Linked DNA regions of Homo sapiens: regions 1, 3 and 4 are each linked to region 2. The links are chromatin contacts, found by Hi-C or POLR2A ChIA-PET in ENCODE. All regions are on one chromosome and are shown on one strand. The core of a region is the stretch at or near the end of the contact, and the rest is flanking DNA. Distances in the headings are between cores, read along the strand shown. Region 1 holds the start of CPSF7 (cleavage and polyadenylation specific factor 7). Region 2 holds the start of TMEM258 (transmembrane protein 258). Region 3 overlaps SDHAF2 (succinate dehydrogenase complex assembly factor 2). Region 4 holds the start of LRRC10B (leucine rich repeat containing 10B).

The links. A loop is a pair of places that touch in the nucleus more often than their neighbours do. ChIA-PET counts read pairs that join two places held with the same protein, here RNA polymerase II (POLR2A). Pooled maps may share reads with other maps.
Region 1: a map of CD4-positive, alpha-beta T cell shows a loop between it and region 2 (6-fold over the local background). The contact joins the promoter of CPSF7 here to the promoter of TMEM258 in region 2. A Hi-C loop is called at or near these places in 2 of 168 maps with a recorded cell type or tissue (CD4-positive, alpha-beta T cell and naive thymus-derived CD4-positive, alpha-beta T cell), 3 of 37 single-sample maps with no recorded cell type and 12 of 50 pooled maps. POLR2A ChIA-PET finds 5 or more read pairs at or near these places in 3 of 52 experiments (GM10248 and WTC11).
Region 3: a pooled map shows a loop between it and region 2 (2.7-fold over the local background). The contact joins the enhancer-like site here to the promoter of TMEM258 in region 2. A Hi-C loop is called at or near these places in 1 of 168 maps with a recorded cell type or tissue (CD4-positive, alpha-beta T cell), 3 of 37 single-sample maps with no recorded cell type and 10 of 50 pooled maps. POLR2A ChIA-PET finds 5 or more read pairs at or near these places in 1 of 52 experiments (WTC11).
Region 4: a loop to region 2 is called in a pooled map, with 8 times the contacts of the local background. The contact joins the promoter of LRRC10B here to the promoter of TMEM258 in region 2. A Hi-C loop is called at or near these places in 5 of 50 pooled maps. POLR2A ChIA-PET finds 5 or more read pairs at or near these places in 2 of 52 experiments (OCI-LY7 and RWPE1).

Annotation. Positions count from the first base shown.
Region 1 is chr11:61,426,461-61,433,123 of GRCh38, forward strand. It overlaps CPSF7 (cleavage and polyadenylation specific factor 7), which reads right to left and starts at 3,515. Exons shown (of 10, transcript NM_001142565.3): 1 at 3,454-3,515; 2 at 2,722-2,830. The coding sequence starts at 2,775. It overlaps SDHAF2 (succinate dehydrogenase complex assembly factor 2), which reads left to right and starts at 3,664. Exons shown (of 4, transcript NM_017841.4): 1 at 3,664-3,722. The coding sequence starts at 3,687. RefSeq lists enhancers at 2,730-3,378, 3,735-3,794 and silencers at 2,885-3,314, 3,425-3,594, 3,453-3,788.
Region 2 is chr11:61,790,987-61,796,863 of GRCh38, forward strand. TMEM258 (transmembrane protein 258) reads right to left here and starts at 1,613. Exons shown (of 4, transcript NM_014206.4): 1 at 1,570-1,613. The coding sequence starts at 1,572. FEN1 (flap structure-specific endonuclease 1) reads left to right here and starts at 1,925. Exons shown (of 2, transcript NM_004111.6): 1 at 1,925-2,042; 2 at 4,355-5,877. The coding sequence starts at 4,376. The coding sequence ends at 5,518. MIR611 (microRNA 611) reads right to left here and starts at 1,575; the gene lies at 1,509-1,575. RefSeq lists enhancers at 861-1,838, 1,631-1,925, 1,839-2,814, 4,360-4,860.
Region 3 is chr11:61,443,937-61,450,257 of GRCh38, forward strand. It overlaps SDHAF2 (succinate dehydrogenase complex assembly factor 2), which reads left to right. Exons shown (of 4, transcript NM_017841.4): 4 at 2,005-2,797. The coding sequence ends at 2,135. It also overlaps the pseudogene RN7SL23P. Among named protein-coding and RNA genes, the nearest start is that of SDHAF2, 17 kb to the left of the region's middle. RefSeq lists an enhancer at 2,406-3,153. Within about 2 kb of position 2,400, at least 16 of the 41 ENCODE cell types and tissues checked have a DNase peak (open chromatin) inside an H3K27ac peak, as active enhancers do.
Region 4 is chr11:61,503,350-61,510,003 of GRCh38, forward strand. It overlaps LRRC10B (leucine rich repeat containing 10B), which reads left to right and starts at 5,400. Exons shown (of 1, transcript NM_001145077.2): 1 at 5,400-6,654. The coding sequence starts at 5,650. The coding sequence ends at 6,528. MIR4488 (microRNA 4488) reads left to right here and starts at 5,247; the gene lies at 5,247-5,308. LOC105369329 (a long non-coding RNA gene) reads left to right here. Exons shown (of 3, transcript NR_188527.1): 3 at 2,413-3,300.

The sequences.
Region 1 (6,663 bases), core at 2,265-4,764, 360 kb before region 2:
ATTCACACTTTCTTCAGCTTGCCTAGTGTCAAATATTGCCCGTTGGATATATGTATCTATTAAAGTCCACATACTACCTTTAGCCTGTCTTAGACCCATAAAAAAGTCCTTTTTAACTGAGGAGACCAGAGAACAAACTATTGAGGCCAATAACTTATACTCTAACAAAGCAGTGACCACTGGACAATGAGTTCTGCGTATTTCTCAAAGTGAAATGAATGGCACTATTATCAATCCACAGATAAGAAATTAGAAGGGGAAAAGCTTTTCATTAATAACAAAGGTGGCTGGGTACGGCGGCTCACGCCTGTAATCCCAGCACTTTGGGAGGCCGAGGTGGGCAGATCACAAGGTCAAGAGATTGAGACCATCCTGGCCAACATGGTGAAACCCCGTCTCTACTAAAAATACAAAAATTAGCTGGGCATGGCGGTGCGCGCGCCTGTAGTCCCATCTACTCAGGAGGCTGAGGCAGGAGAATCATTTGAACCTGGGAAAAGGAGGTTGCAGCGAGCCAAGATGGTGCCACTGCTCTCCAGCCTGGCGACAAAGAGAGACTCTGTCTCAAAAAAAAAAAAAAAAAAAAAAAAAAGAGAAGAACTAAGGACCGCTCTTGTTATCTTGGTGGGGGAAAAACATAATCTGCAAAAAGTCTGAACTGGGCAGAGTGGCTCACACCTATAATCCCAACAGTTTGGGAGGCTGAAGTGGGAGAATCGCTTGAGCTCAGGAGTTGAGAGACCAGCCTAGGCAACACAGCAAGACTGTGTGTTTTTTTTTTTAAGGTATTAAAAGTCTGATTCAAATGAATATGGAAAACTCAGGAAAACAATGATTTTGTAACTAAATTAACATCTAGAACTTTTCTCTTTTATCCATAATTATTGGACTTATTTAAAACTAAAAAATTTTTTCGCCATGCACGGTGGCTCACGCCTGTAATCCCAACTTTGGGAGGCTAAGGCGGGCGGATCACAAGGTCAGGCATTCGAGACCAACCTGGCCAACATGGTGAAACCCCGTCTCTACTAAAATTACAAAAATTAGCCAGGTGAGGTGACCCACGCCTGTAGTCCCAGCTACTCAGGAGGCTGAGGCAGGAGAATCACTTTAACCTGGGAGGCAGAGGTTGCAGTGAGCCGAGATCGCGCCACTGCACTCCAGCCTGGGTGACAGAGAGAGACTCTGTCTCAAGAAAAAAAAAAAAAAAAAAGGAAAATTCATCTATTTAAGATAATCAGCAGCTATATTTAAAGGACCACAGTTAACCACAACAGAGACAAGAAACCTGCCATTAAAAAGTATAATTGGTGAAGCTGTATAATGGGTACAAGGTCATTACATTATTCTGCTTTTGTGTATGGTTTATAATTTCCATGTTATAAAACCATAATACATCAAAAAATAGATTTTCATGTAAACTTATGCCAAGTGAAAAATAAATGGCATGTATCCGCCTCTTCTGTTGCCTCATATCAAAGTCAGGGTCAAACCAGGGAACTTTCCCTTTCTAACCCATTCAATACATGCTCTTACCAGGTCCTTATGTGTACCCACTGGAAGATGCAAATGGGAAGAGCCAGCTTACTTACATAGAATGGTGCTGAAAATAACCCAGGCAAGATATTAGTACGTTTTCAATAGAAATTTTGGAACATTCTTGAGAATTGACCTCAAGACTGAAAAACTTAACTGCATGGAAGATTATTTCTTTGAGAGAATTTTTCTTGTGTTTTTAAGAGTCAGGGTCTTGTTCTGTTGCCCAGGATAGAGTGCAGCGGCCCAATCATGGCTCACTGCAGCCTTGAATTCCTGGGCTCAGGGAGTACCTCTTGCCTCACTCTCCAGAGTAGATGGGACTACAGGCACAAGCCACCATATCTCGTTGTTGTTTTTTTTTACATTTTTGTAGACTGGGTCTTGGTATGTTGCCCTGGCTGGTATTGAACTTCTGGTCTTAAGTAATCTTCCCATCTCAGGCTCCAGAGCAGCTGAGATTACAGTCAAGAGCCACCTTGCCCAGCTCTAGATAAATTTCTGTATAATGTTCCCTGGTACAATAAAAACAAATCCAACTGAGGGTATGTGCATGGGTCTATTATCAGTTTTCTAACTGGTTTGTCTAACGTCTTTACTCTTTTATTCCCTCTAGAAAGACTAAAGGTAACCAATACAATTTATTATACCAAAATGCCTGTGGACTTCTCATGACTGGAGTCAACCTACTTATAAAAGGAAGTAAAACTTAATTGGAATGGAGTTGAAACTAAATGTTAAAGTCATCTTTTCTACTTTGCTTTTGCACTGTCACGATGGAGGGGACTACACTTCTCCAGCTGCAGGTTGAGAATGTAAAGGAACCGGTATCAACACTGTCCTCATGAATACCGTAGCAAATGTACTTTTGATTTTTAAGTGTGGTTAGTCTGACACCCACCTTTGGCTTCCTGGGGAGTAAATTCCACAGGTTGATTCACCATTCTATTACACCTGCTTTTTATTTGCTCTTAAATCAAAGCCTTTAAAATTAAGCCTGGAGCTTCAAATTAACATAAAGAGGAATGGAGTGTAGTCTTTAAAGTTTCTGCAGGAGAAAAATTTTAGACCGGATAGACGCGTGTTCAAGCCTAGGACTGGTACAGCTTGAAACCACTGCCAGTTTGCTGAAAATGATTCCTCAGATGATCAAGGAAAATCCCAAAGCTCCTGATGACACCTCACCTGGTTGAACTCCTCGTCAGCATATATATCAATCAAGTCCACTCCTTCTGACATGGCTCCGGAAGGAAGATCGCGAGTCCGGAGGATGGACAAAGTAAGGAAGATGCCACTGCGGGATTCGGAAAAATGCAAGAATTAGAAGGCACGAGGGTCCTGGGCTGGGAAGAGGGTAATGATTGCTAACCTCCCATCTCCAGAGACGCAGCATCCTGGCGGCCCCAGCTCGGCCCCACCCGCTCCGCCCCGCCCCCGGCCTCGCGCCGCCCACCGCTCTCCCAGGCCGCCGGGGGTCGCTGCCCATCACCCTCGGGCCCGACCCGGGTAGCGCCGCGTCTGCGCCGCAGCTGCCTATGGCGCGACGGAAAAGTCCCACCCTCGGGTCCTAGTGGCCCTAGGACGGCGTTGCGAAGAATGACCGCGGCGAAGCCCGCAGCCCCTATCCGCTGCACCTGCCTAGCCCCCAAGGCGGCTCCGGCCAGAGCCCCCAGGTGTCAAGCAGCTCCAGCCGCCTCTGCCCCCAACCCAGGCCTACTCTTCGCCCCCAGCTAGGCCCGCCCCGCTCCCTCCCGACAAACCCGGCCCGGCGCGCTCTGCCTCCTCCCTCAAAAGGCCCGCGACTCCCTCCGCCCGCAGACTCCGGCCGTCCCATCTCAACCGACCCCCTTCCCGCCTCAGTGCCGGCCCGGACCCCTCTTCCGGCCCAACCTGCCCCCGACCGCGCGCCCCCGTTACCGGGAATATGGCGGCGGCGGCGGCGAGTCCGGACTAGGCCCGAAGCGCGCGAACCGCTCTCCGCCCCAGGTCCCGCCCCCCCCGCCGCCGGCGTCACACGCACCGCCACTTCCGGCATGCGCAGGGACGCACCTTCCGGCTCAGCTCCTCCGTGGCTGCCGTGGTCGGCTGGCCGGGCGGCTAGGAGTTCCCGGAAGTGCCCGCGCAGCCGGTTTCCGGTGCAGGTGGGGAAAATGGCGGTGTCTACAGTGTTCTCGACTTCGTCGCTGGTGAGGAGAGAGAACGTTCTAGCGTCCGGGGCGGGCGGCAGCGGGGATTACCCTTTGTCTTCCTCTGTGGTCTCTATCTTGGGGAGAGTTCGTCTGCCCGATAGCGCAGGGCAAGGGCAGGCCCAGGGAGAGGCCGATCCTGCAACTCAGGAAATAAAGGTCGCTTCCATTCTTTGGTGAGCCTACTGTGTGCCGGTCTGGAAATATCTGCTTAAACGATCAGTCATCGTCCAAGACCCAATTCGCCTCTCACCTACGTCCCAGGCGGGATTAGCCCAACTTCCCTGGGCTCCCCTTCTCCCCGTTCTTTAGTCTTTAATGCTTTTCGTGGTTTCACATAGTATCTTCAGCTTTTTGTTTGTTTATAATTGACATATAATTGTACGTGTTTATGGGGGTACAGTATAATGTTTTAATACATGTGTACATCGAATAATCAAATCAGCGTAGTTAGCATGTCCATCACCTCAAATCTTTATCATTTATTTACGGTAATAACTTTTCAAGATCTTTTTCTAGCATCTTGACATATACAGTACAGTGTTATTAGCTGTAGTCACTCTAATATGTAATAGAACACTGGAACTTATTATTCTTTTTTCCTAGCCTGCTGTTATAAAGTAACTAACTTTGCCTCTATCTTCCCCTCCTACCCCCATCCCTATCTTTATTCTTTTTTTTTTTTCCTGCAGACCCAGGGACTCGATCTTTATTCTTTTTTGATGTAGGCGTTTACACTATAAACTTCCTTCTTAGTACAGCTTTTGTCGCATCTCATAATTTTGTATATGTTGGGTTTTAGTTTGTCTCAGGATATTTCCTTTTTGTTTGTTTTTTGTTGTTTTCCTTTTTTTTTTTTGAGACGGAGTTTTGCTCTTGTCGCCCAGGCTGGAGTGCAATGGCACGAACTTGGCTCACTGCAACCTCCACCTACCGGGTTCAAGCGATTCTTCCGCCTCAGCCTCCCAGGTAGCTGGGATTACAGGCATCGCCATCATGCCTGGCTAATTTTTGTATTTTTGTAGAGATGGGGTTTCACCTTGTTGGCCAGGCAGGTCTCGAACTCCAGACTTAAGGTGATCCGTCCTTCTCGGCCTCCCAAAGTGCTGAGATTACAGGCGTGAGCCACCGCGCCCGGCCTGTTGTTTCCCTTCTTTTTTCTTTTTTTCGTAGAGACAGGTTCTCACTATGTTGCCCAGGCTGGTCTCAAACTCCTGGCCTCAAGTGATCCTCCTGCCTCAGCTTTCCAAAAAGTGCTGGGATTACTGGTGTGATCCACCATTCCCGGCGTGTCTCAAGATATTTTCTAATTTTCCTTTTGATGTCTTCTTTGACTCATTGATTGTTCAAGAGTGTGTTGTTTAATTTCCACATATTTGTGAATTTTCCACCTTTTCTTTTGCCATTGATTTCCAGATTTTAATAAAATGTCTCTTGTGCGGCATATAGTTGAATCTTTTTTTTAATTCATTATATTCAGCCACTTCATGTCTTTTGGTTGGGGAGGTTATGTTATGTTATGTTATTTTCTTGAGACAGAGTCTCGCTCTGTCGCCCAGGTTGGAGTGCAGTGGCATGATCTCGACTCACTGCAAGCTCCACCTCCTGGGTTCACGCCAATCTCCTGGTTTAGGAGTAGCTGGGACTACAGGCGCCCCCCACCACGCCTGGCTAATTTTTTGTATTTTTAGTAGAGACGAGATTTCACCGTGTTAGCCAGGATGGTCTCGATCTCCTGACCTCGTGATCTGCCCGCCTCAGCCTCCCAAAGTGCTGGGATTACAGGCGTGAGCCACCGCGCCAGGCCTGGAGTTTAATCCATTTATACCTAAAGTAAATAGTGGCCGAGGTGGGTGGATCGTGTGAGTCCTGGAGTTCGAGACCAGCCTGGGCAACATGGCAAAACCCCTTTTCTACTAAAAAAAATTAGTCAGGTGTGGTAGTACACACCTGTAGTCCCAGCTACTTGAGAGGCTGAGGCGGGAGTGCGTCTGAGAAGTCAAGGCTGCGGTGAGCCTTGATTTTGCAACAGCACTCCAGCCTGGGCATTGGAAGTGAGACCTTGTCTCAAAAAATAAATAAAATAGGGAAGTACAATCATCCCTTTGTATCCATGGGATGACTGTTGTAGGATCCGCTGTGGATATCAAACTCTGCAGAAGCTCAGTCTCTTATATAAAATGGCATAGTATTTGCATATAATCTACACACATACTTCCATATCCTTTAAATTATTTCTAGATTACTTATAATACCGAAAACAATGTCAAGGCTATGTATATGCTTGTTATACTATATCTTAGTTGTTTTTTAATTGTTGTATTATTTATTTCTTTTGAATATTTTTGATCCACAGTTGGTTGAGTGTGCAGTTGGTTGAATTTACAGGTGTGGAACCCACAGATACGGAGGGCCAACTGTGCTTGCTGTTGCCGTTTTGTAAACTGTTCTCTGTCTTACAACCTTTTTGCTCCTCTTTTCCACTCTTGTCATCCTTTATATTTCGTTGACTTTTTTTTTTTTGTAGTGACATACTTTGAGAAACGAATTTCTCATTTCCTTGTGTGTCTTACACAGGTATTTCTTTGTGGTTACCATGTGGCTTATATAAAACATAACAATCTGTTTTGATAACTTAATTTCCATTGCATACAAAAACTCTGCTCTTTTATGACCCCCTTGTATGTTGTGGATGTCACAAATTACATCTTTTTATATTGTCTCCATTAACAAATTTTTATAGTTGTTTTTATACCTTTGTCTTTAATTTCTATACCAAAATTAAAAGTGACTTACATACCACAGTTACAGTATTATAGTATTCTGTACTTGTCTCTCTCTATATATTTTTTTAATTTAATTTTTTTTTTTTTTTGAGACGGAGTCTCGCTCTGTTGCCAGGCTGGAGTGCAGTGGCGCGATCTTGGCTCACTGCAACCTC
Region 2 (5,877 bases), core at 363-2,862:
TGTCGCCCGGGCTGGAGGGCAGTGGCACGATCTCGGCTCACTGCAACCTCTGCCTCCCGGGTTCTAGAGATTCTCATACCTCAGCCTCTCGAGTAGCTGGGACTATAGGATTACAGGTGCGCACCACCACATCTAATTTTTGTATTTTTAGTAGAGATGGGGTTTTGCCATGCTGGCCAGGATGGTCTTGAATTCCTGACCTCAGGTGATCTGCCTGCCTCGGCCTCCCAAAGTACTGAGATTACAGGTGTGAGTTGCCGCGCCCAGGCTCAATTTTTTTTTTTTTCCAGACAGTCTTGCTCTATCGCCCAGGCTGGAGTGCCTGGAGTGCAGTGGTGCCAACTCGGCTCACTGCAAGCTCCGCCTTCTGGGTTCAAGTGATTATCCTGCCTCAGCCTCCCGAGCAGCTGGGATTACAGGCGTGAACCACCATGCCCGGCTAATTTTTTGTATTTTTAGGAGAGACAGGGTTTCACCTTGCTGGCCAGGCTGGTCTTGAACTTCTGACCTCCTGATCCGCTCGCCTCAGCCTCCCAAAGTGCTGGGATTACAGGAGTGAACCACCGCGCCTGGCCCTCAATTTCTAATTCAGTATTTTCCTCACTACCTATGCTATTATGGAATCTTGTGAGCTATGGTCAAGACATTCAAGTTCTGGTTCTGAGTAATCTGAGTCTGAGTAAAGCGACTGTAATATCTATTTCACAGAACTGAAAAATAAGAAAGATGATGAATCAAAGCATCTAGTGCCTAGCAGGGAGTATTTTGCTCAACAGGTATTTGCTTCCTTCCTAAGGCTGTAGGGAAGATGATGAGATAATGTCTTTTATGAAAGAGGGCTGTAAACGTAAAGATCTGTACAAATGTTAACTTCATTGTCACCGGTCAGCCAATGCTTCTAAAATCCAGAACATAACAACTCTAGAGAAGTAAACTGCCCCCATTGTTCTGAGACACTGGAATTCAATTCAGTAAACAATCACGGCCCCCTTCCCCCAAAATGATAAAGACAATCACTGCCATTTATTGAGCTTCCAATTACGGGCCCTCTGTTTGGCACTGAGAATACAAAGATGAATAGACATCATCCCAGAGCTAGATGCGCGTCAGACGGTGGTCACTAGGAGGCGTGGCCGAAAACAAAGAAGTCCATGGAACGTGGCCAGAGATCTGTACAGAGGCTGTGGGCGCTCCTAGGAAAGTCTGGCCAAGTGCCTGAGAGTTGGAAGTGCTTCACCAATAAACATTTGCCCAGGGCATTGTAGGATGGGCACGGGTTCGGCAGAAGAACTTTCCAAATAAAGATAACACACCACCGATAACAGAGATATACAAACTGGAAGGTATTCAAAATTCGCCCCACGCCTCTCGCCCTTAGAAATCGCGAGCTGAGAAACCTAAGGAGTTCATGGCAAGGGGCTTCCCCCTTCCCCACCCTTCAGCCCAAGCCGGAGGTTCCAGGAGCGTCTAGCCCTCTGGATCTCCGGCGTCTGAGGAGATAAGCGCGGTGTGGGTCAGACCCCGAGGGGTCCTCGCATCTCCGTCTGGAACTCCCCTCAACGCTCTCACCATTTTGCCCCGCGAAGGCTAATCCGCCGCTCCGCCACCGGAAGAACACGTCGGCAGGAGCAGGCGCCTAGCACAACCGGAAAAGGAAGTGCCTCCGGCGCAAGTGGCATTGAGGGACTTGTAGTCCTGCGATTTCGGGTGTAGAGGGAGCAGGGGCCTGCGGGGACCTGGTGTGGGTGGAGTGGGGACAAGCGGTGGAGAAGGGTACGCCAGGGTCGCTGAGAGACTCTGTTCTCCCTGGAGGGACTGGTTGCCATGAGAGCAGCCGTCTGAGGGGACGCAGCCTGCACTACGCGCCCCAAGAGGCTGTGCGTGGCGAGCAGGTCACGTGACGGGAGCGCGGGCTTTGGAAGGCGGCTGAACGTCAGGCCACCCGCCGCTAAGCTGAGAAGGGAGAGCGAGCTTAGGACCGCCTGCCCGGGGCAACCCCGAACCAAGCTTTAGCCGCCGAGGCCGCGTGTCCCAAAGGCCAGGTGAGACCCCATGGGAAGCGCCTCCGGGAGCGACGGGGTCCGCTTGGCGCTGGGGGCCGTGGGGAGCCGGGGTCTGGAGTGCGCGGGATTCGCAGTCAAGAGGTCCCGCCACTTTTCCCCCTGTGAGCCTTGGGCCAGTCGCGTAAGCTCCGAGCCTCTCTTTCCTCCATTGTAGAAAAGCGGTAATAAGTTCCACCTTATGGGGTCGTGTTGTATTTTTCCTAAGACCTTGGACGAGAAACATTTCTGACACTTGAGTTGTTTAGGCCCCTTTCCTGCCTACCTGTCTGTGGGACGCCGTGAGGGGATCAAGGGCTACATGGTCTGGTCCTCAGTCCACACTCCAGCAGCGCGGCCGGCTTGAGGCAAGAGCCGAAGGGTTGAACAGGCCTGGAGAGGGGACATTAGAGGTTTCTGTCTGTTGTCTCAGTTAACCCTGGCAGCAGCCCTGAGAGACAGGCATGGTAATCGTTCTTCTTCTGTAGACGAGAAAATAAACCTCAGTGGCTTGGTAATGTCACACGGATGGTAAATGCCGCGCCTAGATTCAAGGCCAGAGCTTTTGCCGCTGCAGTTCACAGGGGAATTATTCATATTAATCAAATGAATAATTCATTGTCAATTAATTATTAATTGATTAATAATCCAGGGATGGACCTGGAAGGACGCGTGAGAGGATGGCGAGAGGAGGGCACAGCTAAGGAAAAGTGGGAAAAGGCGGGCCTTATTCCAGCTTTCTGTTGAGATCCCAGAATGTAGGGTTAGGTTGGGAACCAGAACATGAAAGATCGTGATGCCATGCTGAAGTGTTTGGACTGAATTAGAAGGAAGAATTGAACAGTCATTGATGCTCTAGAAAGAACCCTGTGAAGAAAGAGTGGGAACAATGAAAAGGCCTGATGGAGTCTTTCGTTTCTTCTTTCTCTTTTCTTTTGTCTTCTTTTCTTTTCTTGACAGGGTCTTGCTCTGTTGCCCAGGCTGGAGTGTGGTGGCACAATCATAGCTCACTGTAGCCTGGAACTCCTGGGCTCATGTGATCCTCCCACCACGGCCTCCCAAAGTGCTGGGATTACTGCCCAGAGCCTCTGTGCCTGGCCCCAGTAGAATATTTCTTGGAGTATTGGACACATACCAACAGTGGGCACAAGATGAGTTTTTTATTTTTTTGAGACGGAGTCTCACTCTCTTGCTAGGCTGGAGTGCAGCGGCACAATCTCGGCTCACTGCATTCTCTGCCTCCTGGGTTCAAGCGATTCTCCTGCCTCAGCCTCCCGAGTAGCTGGGATTACAGGTGCACACCACCACACCCAGCTAATTTTTTTTTTTTTTGTATTTTTAGTAGAGACAGGGTTTCACCGTGTTGGCCAGGATGGCAAGATGATTTTAAATTGCACCCCCTAAAAATCCTTTTTAATAGTTATACATTTAATACATATTAAAATATAACTAATAGAACACAAATATTATTGCTTATGAGTTTTCCAGTTTAGTTTTTTAAAAAAAATTCTAAGTGAATGAAAGTACGGGTTTTAGTTGGAAGTAGCAAAAATCGTGAGGGTGATTTGGGAAACACTGCTATCTGGGAAACACTGAACTCTGAAGTGCAATACTCTTTTGAGCCCAGTGACTACAGCATGCCAGACCCCTAAATCAGGACCTGGGGAGGAGCCATGGAGTTAACATTTCAGACTGAGTGGTGGCGAGAAAACGCAAAGGGAAAGACTTGAAACTCTAGCAACATTATAATAAAAGTAGAAACTCTTATGTGCTGAGGCGATGATGAAGAGAGTTTAGAGAAGCTTGTGAGAAAGCCACATCACCTCCATTCAGATATGTTTGCAATCCTTTTTCAAGGCTGCCTTATTAGTCAGGGTTCTCCAGAGACTCAAAACAAATCAGATCTGTTTGTTTAGCTGGTGTATTTGCCTGTCTTTCAGGTCTGCCATTATGGTCCCTGGACTCCTCAAGCCAGGCCAAGCATCCTGGCCTTCTGTGGTCCTTGATGGAGACCTATGTTGCAGGTTTTTTTTGTGTAATAAATAATGCTGCTACCTTAGAATATCAACAGTATCTTATTTCTCTAAGCACGTGGTTCAATTTCTGGTACTCGTTGAGCCTTACTATTGAGTAAATTCTCCTGCTAGACTGAGTTTTTTGAGAATGGGGACCTTGTTCATCTTTTTATCTTTAGCAGTGCTGACATGGTGTCCTTTTTGTTGTGTGGAATTTAGTTGAAGGCATGAAGTTGGTGAGATAACACCAGTTATAACCTTTCTCCTTTCCTCCGTCTCTGACTTGCCTTTCTTTTTTAGTCATCCCTCCTCTGTGTTGCCATGGGAATTCAAGGCCTGGCCAAACTAATTGCTGATGTGGCCCCCAGTGCCATCCGGGAGAATGACATCAAGAGCTACTTTGGCCGTAAGGTGGCCATTGATGCCTCTATGAGCATTTATCAGTTCCTGATTGCTGTTCGCCAGGGTGGGGATGTGCTGCAGAATGAGGAGGGTGAGACCACCAGCCACCTGATGGGCATGTTCTACCGCACCATTCGCATGATGGAGAACGGCATCAAGCCCGTGTATGTCTTTGATGGCAAGCCGCCACAGCTCAAGTCAGGCGAGCTGGCCAAACGCAGTGAGCGGCGGGCTGAGGCAGAGAAGCAGCTGCAGCAGGCTCAGGCTGCTGGGGCCGAGCAGGAGGTGGAAAAATTCACTAAGCGGCTGGTGAAGGTCACTAAGCAGCACAATGATGAGTGCAAACATCTGCTGAGCCTCATGGGCATCCCTTATCTTGATGCACCCAGTGAGGCAGAGGCCAGCTGTGCTGCCCTGGTGAAGGCTGGCAAAGTCTATGCTGCGGCTACCGAGGACATGGACTGCCTCACCTTCGGCAGCCCTGTGCTAATGCGACACCTGACTGCCAGTGAAGCCAAAAAGCTGCCAATCCAGGAATTCCACCTGAGCCGGATTCTGCAGGAGCTGGGCCTGAACCAGGAACAGTTTGTGGATCTGTGCATCCTGCTAGGCAGTGACTACTGTGAGAGTATCCGGGGTATTGGGCCCAAGCGGGCTGTGGACCTCATCCAGAAGCACAAGAGCATCGAGGAGATCGTGCGGCGACTTGACCCCAACAAGTACCCTGTGCCAGAAAATTGGCTCCACAAGGAGGCTCACCAGCTCTTCTTGGAACCTGAGGTGCTGGACCCAGAGTCTGTGGAGCTGAAGTGGAGCGAGCCAAATGAAGAAGAGCTGATCAAGTTCATGTGTGGTGAAAAGCAGTTCTCTGAGGAGCGAATCCGCAGTGGGGTCAAGAGGCTGAGTAAGAGCCGCCAAGGCAGCACCCAGGGCCGCCTGGATGATTTCTTCAAGGTGACCGGCTCACTCTCTTCAGCTAAGCGCAAGGAGCCAGAACCCAAGGGATCCACTAAGAAGAAGGCAAAGACTGGGGCAGCAGGGAAGTTTAAAAGGGGAAAATAAATGTGTTTCCCCATTATACCTCCTTCACCCCAGAATATTTGCCGTCTTGTACCCTTAAGAGCTACAGCTAGAGAAACCTTCACGGGGTGGAGAGAGGATTCTAAGGCTTTTCTAGCGTGACCCTTTTCAGTAGTGCTAGTCCCTTTTTTACTTGATCTTAATGGCAAGAAGGCCACAGAGGTACTTTTCCTTTTTTAGCTCAGGAAAATATGTCAGGCTCAAACCACTTCTCAGGCAGTTTAATGGACACTAAGTCCATTGTTACATGAAAGTGATAGATAGCAACAAGTTTTGGAGAAGAGAGAGGGAGATAAAAGGGGGAGACAAAAGATGTACAGAAATGATTTCCTGGCTGGCCA
Region 3 (6,321 bases), core at 1,150-3,649, 350 kb before region 2:
CTAATTTTTTGTATTTTCAGTAGAGACGGGGTTTCACCGTTTTAGCCAGGATGGTCTTGATCTCCTGACCTCGTGATCCACCCGCCTCGGCCTCCCAAAGTGCTGGGATTACAGGCGTGAGCCACTGTGCCCAGCCTGTGTCTGTGGTTTTATACACTCATGCTAGCCCACACTTGGCTTTTAACAATTCATTGCAAATTTTAGTGGCACAGGCCTGCAGTCCCAGCTGCCCTGGAGGCTGAGGCAGCAGGATCGCTGGAGCCCAGGAATTCTTGGCTGCAGTGCTCTATACCAATCAGGTGTCTGCTGTAAAGTTGGCAACAGTATGTTGACCTCTCAGAAGCAGGGGACCACCCGATTCCCTAAGGAGGGGTGAACCAGCCCACGCTGGAAATGGGACAGGTCGAAATTCCTGTGCTGATCAGTGGTGGAATTGCACCTCTGACTAGCCACTGCAGTCTCCCCTGGGCAACATAAGGCTGGCCCTGTCTGTATTAATTTAAAACAAATTTTTTTGGCTGGGCGTGGTGGCTCACGCCTGTGATCCCAGCACTTTGGGAGGCAGAGGTGGGCGGATCACAAGGTCAGGAGACCAAGACCAGCCTGACTAACACAGTGAAACCCCATCTCTACTAAAAAAAAAAAAATTACAAAAAATCAGCCGAGCGTGGTGGCGGGCGCCTGTGGTGCCAGCTACTCGGGAGGCTGAGGCGGGAGAATGGCGTGAGCCCAGGAGGTGGAGCTTGCAGTGAGTCCAGATCGCACCACTGCACTCCAGCCTGGGCGACAGAGTGAGACTCGTCTCAAACAAAAAAAAAAATTTTTTTAGCTGAATTCCTTTTACCCATTTGTATGATGTCCAGTGTCTCTTCTTCCTGTGCCTGCCACAGGTGAGCAAGTGCATGGCTCTCGTTTCTCCTTTGAAGGGCCTCTTTTTCCTTAGGTTTCGTCTGTTGGGTTGCCTCGTGACCTCAGTTCTCTGATATCTTTGAGAAAAGTCATAATATTTGTAATTTATCTGGCTTTTTCTTGTTGTTACAGTGAGTGCAATATTCTTTCCAACTTTCTACTTTCTTGGGGGAAGCCAAAACCTCTTTGATCTTATGTTGATTGTCACATGAAAACAGAGCCCTCACTAGATGCCAGGCCCTGTGCTGAGTAAGGGAGAATCTGACTTGGTTTTGAGGAATTCTCTCTCCTGGCGTCGTACCTAGTGTTGGTGGAAGGGTAATTCTGGAGCACATTGCCTCGGCTTTGGCAGTGGGAGGCTTTGCTTGTAATTGGCATCTTAAATAAGTGTCCCAAGGGTGTAGAGAAAGGTCAGGGGGAGCAGCACACTGCCAGACCCACTGCCGTAGACTGAGGCTGGCCTTCTCATTCTTCTGACTCAGTGCCTATGTTGCCCGTTCACTGAAATCTGGTTCTTTAGGCTCATGACAGTTCTGTGTGCCTCCAATATCCTTCCAATAAATTCCTTTTTGCTTAAGTTTACTAGAGTTATTAGTTTCTGTCTCTTAAAACTGAGGACCTCTAACTGATAGACAAAGGAGAGAGCTTTTGTTTCAAGAGATATATACATTGCAAGGGAAAACACAATGTCTGGGGAACAATGGAATTGCCAAATGCAAAGCAAAATAGTACAGCCAAGATTGTGCGGGCCAGGGGTCAGCAAACTTGTTCATAAAGGACCAGATAGTAAGTATTTTACTTGTAGTCATATGGTCTCTGTTGCAAGTACCCAATTCTGCTGTCATAACACAAAAGGAGCATGGGTAATATGTAAACCATTGGGAGCAGCTGTTCCAATAAAACGACTTGCAAATATAGGCTCACACAGTTTGCCACCCCCTGGTATAGGCTAACATCGTGTATATTTAGAAGAAGGATGGAGACAGTCTATATATCCATCTGTGGTTCTTGGCCAGTGTTTCGAGTTTTAAGATTCTCATACCTGAGCATTGACTGACTATGGCATAATTTTTTCTGCCCACTCTTCTCTTGCAGAAGCTAAACCAGCCCCAGAAATATTTGAAAATGAAGTCATGGCCCTGCTGAGAGACTTTGCTAAAAACAAAAACAAAGAGCAGAGACTGCGTGCCCCAGATCTTGAGTACCTCTTTGAAAAGCCACGTTGAGCTGTGCTCCACGGCCTGGCATGGGGGTTCAGTCTGTGGATGGTAACTACTTATGATGGACGTTAGCCTTGCTTCCGGCTTCTTAGATGCCCAGCTGCCCTACCCCAGACCACTGGTCCTGCCTCAAGTGATGGACATAACCCTCTCCTAGGACATACATGTAAATGCACAATGTGACTCATTCTCATACTTTTTTGTTCAGCTCTGAGCCTCAAAAGTGATTTGTCAGCAGCGCTGGCATGCAGGCTTTGCCTGGCTGCTATCTCTAGAGGCAAGTCTGCCACGAGAGGGCACTGCAGGCGAAGCAGTTGTGCTTGCTCATTGCCTCAGCCCAAGTGTACTCAAAGAAAAGAGGCAGCCAGCTGTGCGTGCTGTATGGAAAGCCTCCCGCCCTCCCTGCAGCTCCCCGCCCTCAGTGGCCCAGGGCTTTGTTGAAGTGGAACTCCCCACTTCCAACCTGGTATGGCTCCTTCTGCGAAGGGAAGCTGATCCCAGCCTCCTGAGCTGAATCCTTCAAAGGCACAGCAGGCAGAATGAGGGCCACAGGCAGGAGTGGTGTGGGCACACTGCTTAGGAGTCAACATCTTCATCATTGGGCTTTCTTTAAAACGTGCACTTTGTAATTTGAAAGAGAATTATTAAAGCATACTGAAAAAAGGAAATTTACAATTTCCCAGCCCTCACAATTAATTTTAATTTTGTCTATTTTCATATAACCCATAGTCATGTTTATAGAGTTTTACAAGTTCACAATTACAGGTTTTATTTTCATGTAGCACTATAGAAAACTTTCCCCCTCATTCCTACAGTCTTCACAATTAGTTGACTAAATAATAATACATAAGAAATAATATATTAGAATGAATTAGTTAGAAGTGTTTTTAAAAGCTCTAGGGCTGTGTGACTTCTGTGTTGCTAGTGGTGCCCTCCCTGGAGGGGTTTTGCCCTCAGAGCTGTAATCTAGGCAGTAGAATCAGTCACCCAGACTGGACCAGGTGCATCTAAAGGTGTTGACTAGAAGAAGGTCGGCCAGATTTGATGAGCAGGTGGTTGGTGATTATAGGAGCCGCACACAGGGACTACACACGCACATGTTTCCAGCATTGTTGAGCTCCAGGGTTCCTACAGAGCCACCTCATGGTTCCTGCCTGCTCTTCAGTATCCCTGGTGGCTCAGGAGGGAAGGGAAGAGATCTAGCCTTTACGTAATCACAGTTAAGCCTCACAGCACTCTAGACTAGTGGTGTTACCTGTATTTTATACATAAGAAAGTGGGCTCAGAGAGAGGAAGTAATTTGTCCAAGGTCAGGTAGCTATTGAGTCGAAAAAGCAGAATTTAGTATAGCTCAGTCTGCCTCCAAAGCTCTTGAACTTTCTACTAGAACACACTGCCTTACTGCTGGAAATTTAATAGAAGTCTCTGTTTGGGAAAGCTGTGGCAAATAGATGTGACAGTTCTGAGACATGACCTCTGTGTTACATGGTGGGTAGGAATCTGCCAGGTGCTTCGCCAAGTGAGTAGATCTGAACTTGATCACCCAGTGAAGCTTCTGTGAGGAAGCAGCGCAGTGCACTGGTTACACATTTAAATCCTGGCTCTGCTGCTTACCTGCTGGATACATGAATTGACCTGAGCCTCAGTTGCCTCATCTATAAAATGGGGATGACAATGCTTCCTGTCTCAGCTAGTTGATGAGATGAAACACACAAAGCTCTTACATGGTAACTTGCACAGTATGTACTCTAGATATGAATGTCAGCATTTAGTCATAGCCTCAGTCTGAGACTTAAAACCTGTCCCTAACACAAATTGCCTGGCATATCAATGAGGTCACCATAGCTACATCCAGGGTTTCTCATCTGCAGGTCAGAAAGCTGAGCCTATTAATAGAACCACAGAATGTCTTACCTCCCAGTGAAGACGAGAGAGAAAACAGACCCTGGTGACAAGACCTTTGATGGAAAAATCTAGCACTCTCCCCTAAGCAAGGAATGGAAGTGAGACTCGCAGAAGCAGGGCAGGCGAGGAAGGAGACGTCTCCCTGGGAGCTTGCTGAAGACTCTGGCTATTCTCTCGGGCTGCATTTATGTACCCTGGGGAGAATGTTAAGCAGGCCGGGAGTTTATATATAGACATAGATCTGGACTGTACGAAGTGCACATGAATTGGGCGGTGACTTACCCATTTATCCTTTGCACGTTATGCAACAAACCCCAGTAGCCAAGGATGTAGTTGGAACTTTTCTCCCCCTCGGGTTTGATCCCTTCTTATCCTGATTTTGTCTTATTTAACACAATGTTCAATTGCTGCCGCTTTCACCTGGGAATGGCATGCTTCTAGAGGAATTGTTTTCCTCCCAGGCTGCTGGATTGTGTCATCTTTGAAAGTGAAGGATCTTGCTAAGTTCACCTGCTCAGTTGTCAGGCCCAGGGATGCTATGTAAACAGTTTTTCCCTTTATTAGGCATTAAGTAAAACTAGGCCGGCCACAGTGCATTTTTTTAGGAATTAATAAACATATAGCAAGGGCCAGCAGCCCCCGAAGGATCGCTAATGCACAGAAGCTAGACTCATTCCTTTTACTTTGACACATCCCTGCTTACTGACCTCATTCAGAGCCTGTGTGGGGCATATGAGCGTCTGGCCCTGTCCTGACCGACTCAAGTGGTCTTGTGAGTCCTGCACAGGCTCTCCACGTGACACCTTAAATTGGGTCAGGAAAGGCTGTTCTCTTTCCATCGTTTCCTTTTAATCATCCTAAGTCTTAAAAATCCATAAGCCAAACACCTTGTGCTGGAGCTTTCTGTGCCTTAGACAGAGTGTGTCTTTTGGGGGTCATTGTAGAAGCACTCTTACTGGCTTTGAGTGTTATCTGGAGGTCATCTGGTATGTCTTCTGCTCCAGCCAGGGTGGCACCAATACAGACCTGGTTCATATTTTTAAACATCACTGGGAAAAGATTCCGATGGGATAGTTGGGGTCTCTCATTTATCCTTCAGTCCATCTGCAGCTATTTGTGGCTAGACAAAGAGAGGAAGGTTTAATGATAAGCTAAACAGCTGTAGATGGCAAGCAGGTCTGTGAGATTTTTGAGCTGACAGCCCCACTTAATAGTATGTTCTGTAGTATCTGAGGACAGTGGACTCACCATCCCGCAGCTATCAAGTTGATGACACTGATCAGTACCCAGTGAAACTAACTCCTGACACCTCAGTTTCCCAGTGAACCCTCTGGGAATGAGGAGTGGTGTTCGAATTTTCCTGTCAGGGAAGATGGCATTGGTGGGATAGGTGGCTTCAGGCCAGCAGTACTTTTTGTGGCTTAAGAAACAAGTGTTGTTAGCAGTTTGTTAGAGGGGTGGTAGAAAGTTTAAGCTATCCAGGACAACATCAGTCTTTAAAGGAGATGGGTAGATTTATCATCACCTATAGCTGCAAAAGAAGAGTTAAAAGCCTTTTGTTGGATCCCGGATCTCAGACCCCAGATACTCCTTTTTTTTTTTTTTTTTTTGAGACAGGGTCTCACTGTCACCCAGGCTGGAGTGCAGTGGCAGGATCTCCCCTCACTGCAAGCTCTGCCTGGGTTCAAGCGATTCCATGCCTCAGCCACCCTAGTAGCTGGGATTACAGGTGCACGCTACCATGCCTGGCCAATTTTTGTGTTTTTAGTAGAGACGGAGTTTCACCATGTTGGACAGACTGGTCTCGAACTACAGGCCTCATGTGATCCGCCTGCCTCAGCCTCCCAAAGTGCCAAATATTCCTTTCAAAAAGGAGAATGTTTCTTTAAGAAGGGGATTGTATAATCTGTCATGAGATTAGAGTATAAAAGGAAAAAAGTGGGGGAGGGTGGATATATCATTTTCTGTAACAACACATCACAGCATGGAACTTTCAGCAAGTGAGAACGTTAAGATGTACATTCTGTTTCTCAGTGGATTCAGGTGATTTGGCTAATATTTAATAAAATATTCTCCTCTGGTGATGCCCTGGAACACGTGTTTAGGGGAAATAGAACAGAGTAGTTAAGGGGAGCTGTTTAGGAATCAGGCCTAACCTAGAATCCTGGAGCTCCCATTGATTAGCTGGGTGACCTGAAACACATTATTTAACCTCTCCAAGCTTCTGTTTCTCATCTGTGGAAAGGAAAGAAAAGGAACCCGACCTCACAGTGTGGGTATAAGGACT
Region 4 (6,654 bases), core at 4,150-6,649, 280 kb before region 2:
CTTGTCCTCTCTGACAACATCAAAACCTCCAAGCAGGGCACCCCTAGAAATATTTTTGCTGTTTGCAGGATGGAGGTGAGCGTTTGAGCACCCAGGGTGGTTTCTCTAATTTCTCCTAGACCACAGAGTCAATGAGACATCGTCGACAAAGCCCGGGCTTTGCAATAAGATGGACTGGGTTTGAATCCTGGCTCCGCCCCTTACCGGCTGTGTGACCTTGTAGCTTGGCAGTGGCTGTTTAACCACACTGAAACTCAAACTACTTAACCTCTCTGAATCTAATCTGTTTCTTCATCTGTAGAGCCAGAGGGTGGTGGAGAGTATAGTACCTGCTCGGCAGAGCTGTTGTGAAGAATAAATTTGACAACCTGTATGTGCTGAGTAAACGACAGCTAGCATTATCCTGTGGGAGAGAACCAAGAGGAGAGAGGTTAAAGTTGCACAAAACCCTTTCCCCAACACACACACATACACATGCATGCACGCATGCACGCACACACGTACACGCATGCACACACGTGTGCGTGCACACACACACACATACCCCCCCATATCCTGCAGCCATAGCCAAAGGGATCCTGTTAAAACATGTGTCCTCTGTGCAAAATTCCCGGATGACCTGTCACCTAGAGTCAAAGCCAAAGTCCTCATGAAGGACAGGGGCCCTCCTCGGCCTGCCCAGTCCTTACTTTCTGTCTCTGATCTCCTGGACCACCATGCTTCCCCTTGCTCCCTGGGCTGGGCCCCTTGCTGCTCCCAAAGTCCCAGGCATACTCTTGCCCTAGGGGCTTGGCACTGCCATCTCCACTGCCAGGAGTGTACCCTGCCATCTTTGCTCAATGCCATGGTCTCAATGAGACCTCCTTTGGCCACTCAGATGTTTTTTTGTTTTTTTTTTTTAGACAGAGTCCAGATCTGTTGCCCAGGCTGGAGTGCAACGGGCAATCTCAGCTCACTGCAACCTCTGCCTCCCGGGTTCAAGCAATTCTCCTGCCTCAGCCTCCCAAGTAGCTGGGATTACAGGCACCCACCACCACCCTGGCTAATTTTTGTACTTTTAGTAGAGACAGAGTTTCACCATGTTGGTCAGGCTGGCCTCGACCCCCTGACCTCAGGTGATCTGCCCGCCTCGGCCTCCCAAAGTGCTAGGATTACAGGCATGAGCCATCGTGCCCGGCCTTAGCCACTCAGTTTTAAAGGACAGCCCCTCCCCACCCCCCACACATTTCTCAGTCCTCCTCTCTCTTTTTTTAAAATTAAAATTAAAATTAAAATTTTTTTATTAATAGAGATGGACTTTCACCATGTTGGCCAGGTTAGTCCTGAAGTCCTTGCTTCAAGTGATCCACCTACCTTGGCCTCCCAAAGTACTGAAATTACAGGTGTGAGCCAACATGCCCGGCCAGTCCTCCTCCTTTCTTTTCCCTGCTTTATTTCTTCCGTAGCCTGATCATGACCTGACACGTGTTTTGTTGATGATCTCCACTCGCATGAATATAAGTTCCACAAAGGCAGGGGGTTTGTCTATTATGTTTACATTCATAGTAATCCCCAGTGCCTAGGCATAGAAGTAGGTGCTTAAGGTTTGTTGAATGAATACCTGAAAGATGGCAGGAACTGAAGTTCTGGCTGATGCAGGAAAGGGGAGTGGGCCATGAGGTGAGGACATCATCGCTTTCCTTTTTTGCCAAATGAATGGGTTGGCCTAGACACCCAAGAGACCATGAACCCCTGGGAATTGCGTACATCATTGGGTGAGTCTCTGCCTCCATGCATTTTTCTGGAACAAGGGTCCCTACCTTCTTGCAGACATTGAAGAGAGCCTGTGACCTCCCAGAGGCGCTAAGCACCCTTCCAGCTCTGACATCGTATAGTTGGCTCTAATAGGTTTGAATCCTTGTTTTCTAAGAACCTAGGATGCTAAGATCCCATCATCTTATTCAGCAGCCAGGGGGGTCCTGGCCCCAAGGCAGGGAGGGGAATCCAGAGGGGACTTTGGCAGGGTCAGTGTGGAGGGGGCGGTAGTGCCTATGGGGACATTGGAGGGGAGACAAAGGAGACTTGTATATTACGTGTGCCGTTTTCTTCCTTTTATTTAAAAGAAAATAGGTTTAAAGCAAGTTTGATGAAATGTGAACAATTGTCAATGCTGGGTACTGGGCATGGGGGTGTTTATCACAGCGCCACACTTTTCCTATATTTTAAGAAATCCTTTAAAAAATACAGAGTTGGGGGTGGGCACTAATAGTTATAGCTCATGATTAGTAACAGAGAGGCAGTTTCTGGGGCCCTGGGGGACCTGCACTTTGGGTGTTTTTGCAGTGTGTGTGGGGGCAGAGGGGCTGGCCAGGGTCTGGGACCCATGCCTGGAGCTGACAGAGTCCTCTCTCCTCCCCTGCTTCCCCCTCCCAGGTCTCAGTTTCCTGCCTTCCTGGGAAGTGGGGAAAGGCTGAGAGGCCCCGTGCTGGGGGTGAAGCTAATTCATTAGTTACGCCTCAACAAGGACCGGGTGCCTGCAGTGCCAGCGTGATTCATCATGATGATTGCCCCACTGCCAGCCTGCGTGGGCCTGGAACGCCAGCACATTTTACCTTTACCCACTGAGAAGGGCCTGGTGGGAGGTGAAGGTACAGGATCTGCCGAGAGCAAGAAAAAGACTCTGAGAAAGAAGAGGGCTGGTCCTCCATGCTCTCGGCCCCAGGAAGCTCTGCCAGGCTGGTGCCGGGGTGGAGAGGCTCATGTGGGCTCATGTGGTGCTGCCTGTGCTGATGGAGCCCAAGAGGGCAGCCTGGCGCTGGGTGCCAGCCTGAGCATGTGGCGAGGCTGGGCTGCTGAGCCTCCTCCTCCACAGCCAATGTTCCCTCAAACTGCTTGGGGGTGGGGGGAGGGACTCATCCTCATCCCATTAGCCTGGCTGGGTATTCCCTACCTTTCTGGTCTCTGAGAGACTTACCTCTTCCAAGAAGTCCTCCCGAATGAGTAGAAGGGAGAGAGCTGGATTGGAACTTAAGTGACATCTGGGAGGAGCCTGAAGCCCCTCCGGTTGGGGCTGAGACTCCTATACCCTAGGTCTGGTGTCTGGGTTCCACCTGGGTCCTCTACCTTGGCCTGGATTCCTGCTTTCGTTTTGCCAGTCTCTCCCAGGATGGGGGTGCATGGCTGGTTCGTGGCTCAGAGCAACATCTGCCTCTGTGTCCCCCCATCATCTGTCCGCCCCCTAACACCTCTTGCCATATTAGAATTGCTATTGCTCTGTCCTTTCATTCATGTATCCAACAAATATATATTATCTGAAAAAAAGCATGTGCTGAATAATTTCATTTGTGTGAAATTCAAGAACAGGGAAAACTGATCCATAAGGATAGAGGTCAGGATCATAGTTGCCTCTGTGAGGTGGGGATTGACCGCAAGAGGCTTGAGAGAACTCTTGGGTTGATGGAAATGGGACAGGGGTGTGTACATTTGTCAAAACGCATCCAAGAAGACACTTACGATCTATGCATTTCACTGTATGCAATGTTTGCCTCCACTTTTTTTGTTAAGTTTTTTTCAGCAAGGCGCAGTGGCTCATGCCTATAATTCCAGCACTTTGGGAGGCTGAGGCAGGTGGATCACCTGAGATCAGGAGTTCGAGACCAGCCTGACCAACATGGTGAACCCCTGTCTCTTCTAAAATACAAAAATTAGCTGGGCGTGGTGGTGGGCACCTGTAATCTCAGCTACTTGGGAGGCTGAGGCAAGAGAATCGCTTGAACCCAGGAGGCGAGGCGGAGGTTGCAGTGAGCCAAGATCACGCCATTGCACTCCAACCTATGCAACAAGAGCAAAACTCTGTCTCTAAATAAATAAATAAATAAATAAATAAATAAATAAATAAATAAAAATTTGCATGGAATGTCTACTGTATGCTCTAGAGCCTGTGCCAGCAGGGAAGGAGATGCCCAAACCTCCCTGGCTGGGCAGCTTACTTTCCAGTGGGGATGGTTCCCTTCCTCCCGTTGCATTGGCAACTGCTCTCTGCCCTTGGGCTGTCTTCCATCCCCCTTCCCCTGCAGTGGGGATGGCAATGGGGGTGGGCCAAAGGGCAGCGTGCTCTCCTGAAGTCAGTCCACTCAGCCAGTTACATGGGTCACACCAGCCGGGTTCAAGAGAAGGCAGGAGGCAGGAGGCTTGGAGCCCGAAAATTTGGCTCCCGGGCTGCAACCTCTATGCATTGTGTGACCGTAAGCAGGGTGCCTAATCCCCGCGAGGCCACTTCTCTCATCTTTCATGTGGGATTATAGTGCTGTCTTTGTAGCTTTGTCCAGAGAATCAGAGGCTCTGTTGTGAGAAAATTCATTGCTGGAGGTGGAGTGAACCTTGTTTCCATCTATCGGTATGGTTTATGGTTAGGAACACAGGCTCTGGAGTCACACTACCTGGCTTCGAATCCAGCTGCTCATCAGCTGGGTGACCTTGGGCACTTCACTCAGCTCAGACTGACCCAGCTCAAGTCATGTCTCTTTGACCCTCAGTTTCTCCATCTTTAAAATCGGGGTGATGAGGGTGTCTACCTCATAGGCTGTGCCAAGGACTCAACGCAATGCTTTCAGCATAGTGCTGGGCACACGTGGGCTCGAAGCCAGTGACAGCCAGTGCTTTTCTGCCAGGAGCTCCCGCAGGAGGGCTCCGGATGGGAGGTGGGGGGAGAAGGCAGGGGGGAACTGCTGCTGGTGGTAGCAGGCGAAGGAAGAAGAGTCATGGAATGAGAGTGGCCATGATTGGTGGCTCAAAGGCGTTCACGTGTCCCAGTCCTCTGTCCACCGCAGCCACACACAGACTTTGAGCGTCGGTGGAGGGATCCTGGCAGGAGAGAGGGGTGTGAGTGTAGCAATGAGGAAGCTGTAGGGCAATTAGGCGGGGCGGAGCCAAGCCCTGGGGCCCGGTAAAACCAGCAGATGTGAAAAGGGCCGGACAGTAACACTGTTTCGAGTTACTACACTGAAGTGATCCCAGCAGGTAGGCCGGCCGCACGCCGCTGGACGTGAATGGCTCGCAGTGACCGCGCCCCTCAGCCCCTCCTTGTGAGCCTCTAGTCCAGAGTCTTTGATCCACCGCCAGCGTTTCCTTCGCCTTCTTGGACCCGCGGCTCTGGGGCGCACACAACCGCACACCAAACAGCGTCGGGCGTCGGGTCTCAGTGCCAGGCTTGGCCGGGGCGGGGAATCTCTCGGCTTGTGCTTGCTCCGCGGTGGGCTGGATGGGCAGGTAGGGGGCGGGCTCCGGCGCTGGGACCCCACTAGGGTGGCGCCTTGGCCCCGCCCCGCCCCGCCCTCCCTCCGCCTCATTGGCAGCCGCACGCGCGTCGGGGTTGCCAGGGCGACGGGTCGCTAAGCTGCGAGTCAGCGCGAACCCTAGCCAGTCGGCCTCCGGCGGAGGCAACGGGGGAGGCCCGAGGGCGGGCGGTGGAGCGCGGCGCGCGGCGGCGGTGCCCCAAGTGGGTGCCTCCTCCCGGCCCCGCACGGCCCCCCTCCCGGCGCGGGGGAAGGCCGGGGCGGGGGGCCCGGGGGCCGGCGCGGCTCCGGCACCGTCGGGGCGGCTGGGGGGCGGCCGGGGCGGGGCGATGCCTGGCGGTGGCAGTGGCGGCGGCCCCGGCCGGGGCCCGTGACCATGGGCATCGCCGAGTCCACGCCGGATGAGCTGCCGTCGGACGCAGAGGAGCAGCTGCGCAGCGGCGACCAGCAGCTGGAGCTGAGCGGGCGGCGGTTGCGGCGGCTGCCCAGCGCAGTGTGCGCGCTGAGCCGCCTGCAGAAGCTGTATGTGAGCGGCACGGGGCTGCGCGAGCTGCCGGAGGAGATCGAGGAGCTGCGCGAGCTGCGCATCCTGGCGCTGGACTTCAACAAGCTCGAGCGACTGCCTGACGGCCTGTGCCGCCTGCCGCGCCTCACGCGCCTCTATCTGGGCGGCAACCGGCTGCTGGCGCTGCCCGCCGACTTCGCGCAGTTGCAGAGCCTGCGCTGCCTCTGGATCGAGGGCAACTTCTTGCGGCGCTTCCCGCGGCCGCTGCTGCGCCTGGTGGCGCTGCAGTCGCTCCAGATGGGCGACAACCGGCTGCGCGCGCTGCCGGCCGAGCTGCCGCGCATGACGGGCTTGCGCGGCCTCTGGCTCTACGGCAACCGCTTCGAGGAGTTCCCGCCCGCGCTGCTGCGCATGGGCCGCCTGCACATCCTCGACCTCGACCGCAACCGCCTGGGCGGCTTCCCCGACCTGCACCCGCTGCGCGCGCTGCGCGTCTTCTCCTACGACCACAACCCCGTCACCGGGCCCCCGCGCGTCGCGGACACCGTGTTCCTCGTGGGCGAGGGCGCCGTCGAGCGCATGGCGGAGCGCGACGAGCCCACGCCCCGGCCTCCGCCCCGGCGCCCAGCGCGGGCCTTTGAGGATGAGGAGGAGGAAGACCTGCTCATAGGCGGCGCTGGTTCCCGGGCTCTGGGCGCCCCCGGGGGCAGCTTCCGCGCCCTGGAAGCCGCTCCAGGACTGGGCACCTGAGCCTATGTTCTGGCTGATGGGCTTCAGCCACTCTGAGAGGAGGGGCTCTAGGAAGCTTTGGCTGGTTAGGCCTGCGGGACTGGTGGGTCCCTACTTAGGTCAATGGAACGGCTACTTTTGGCGAGT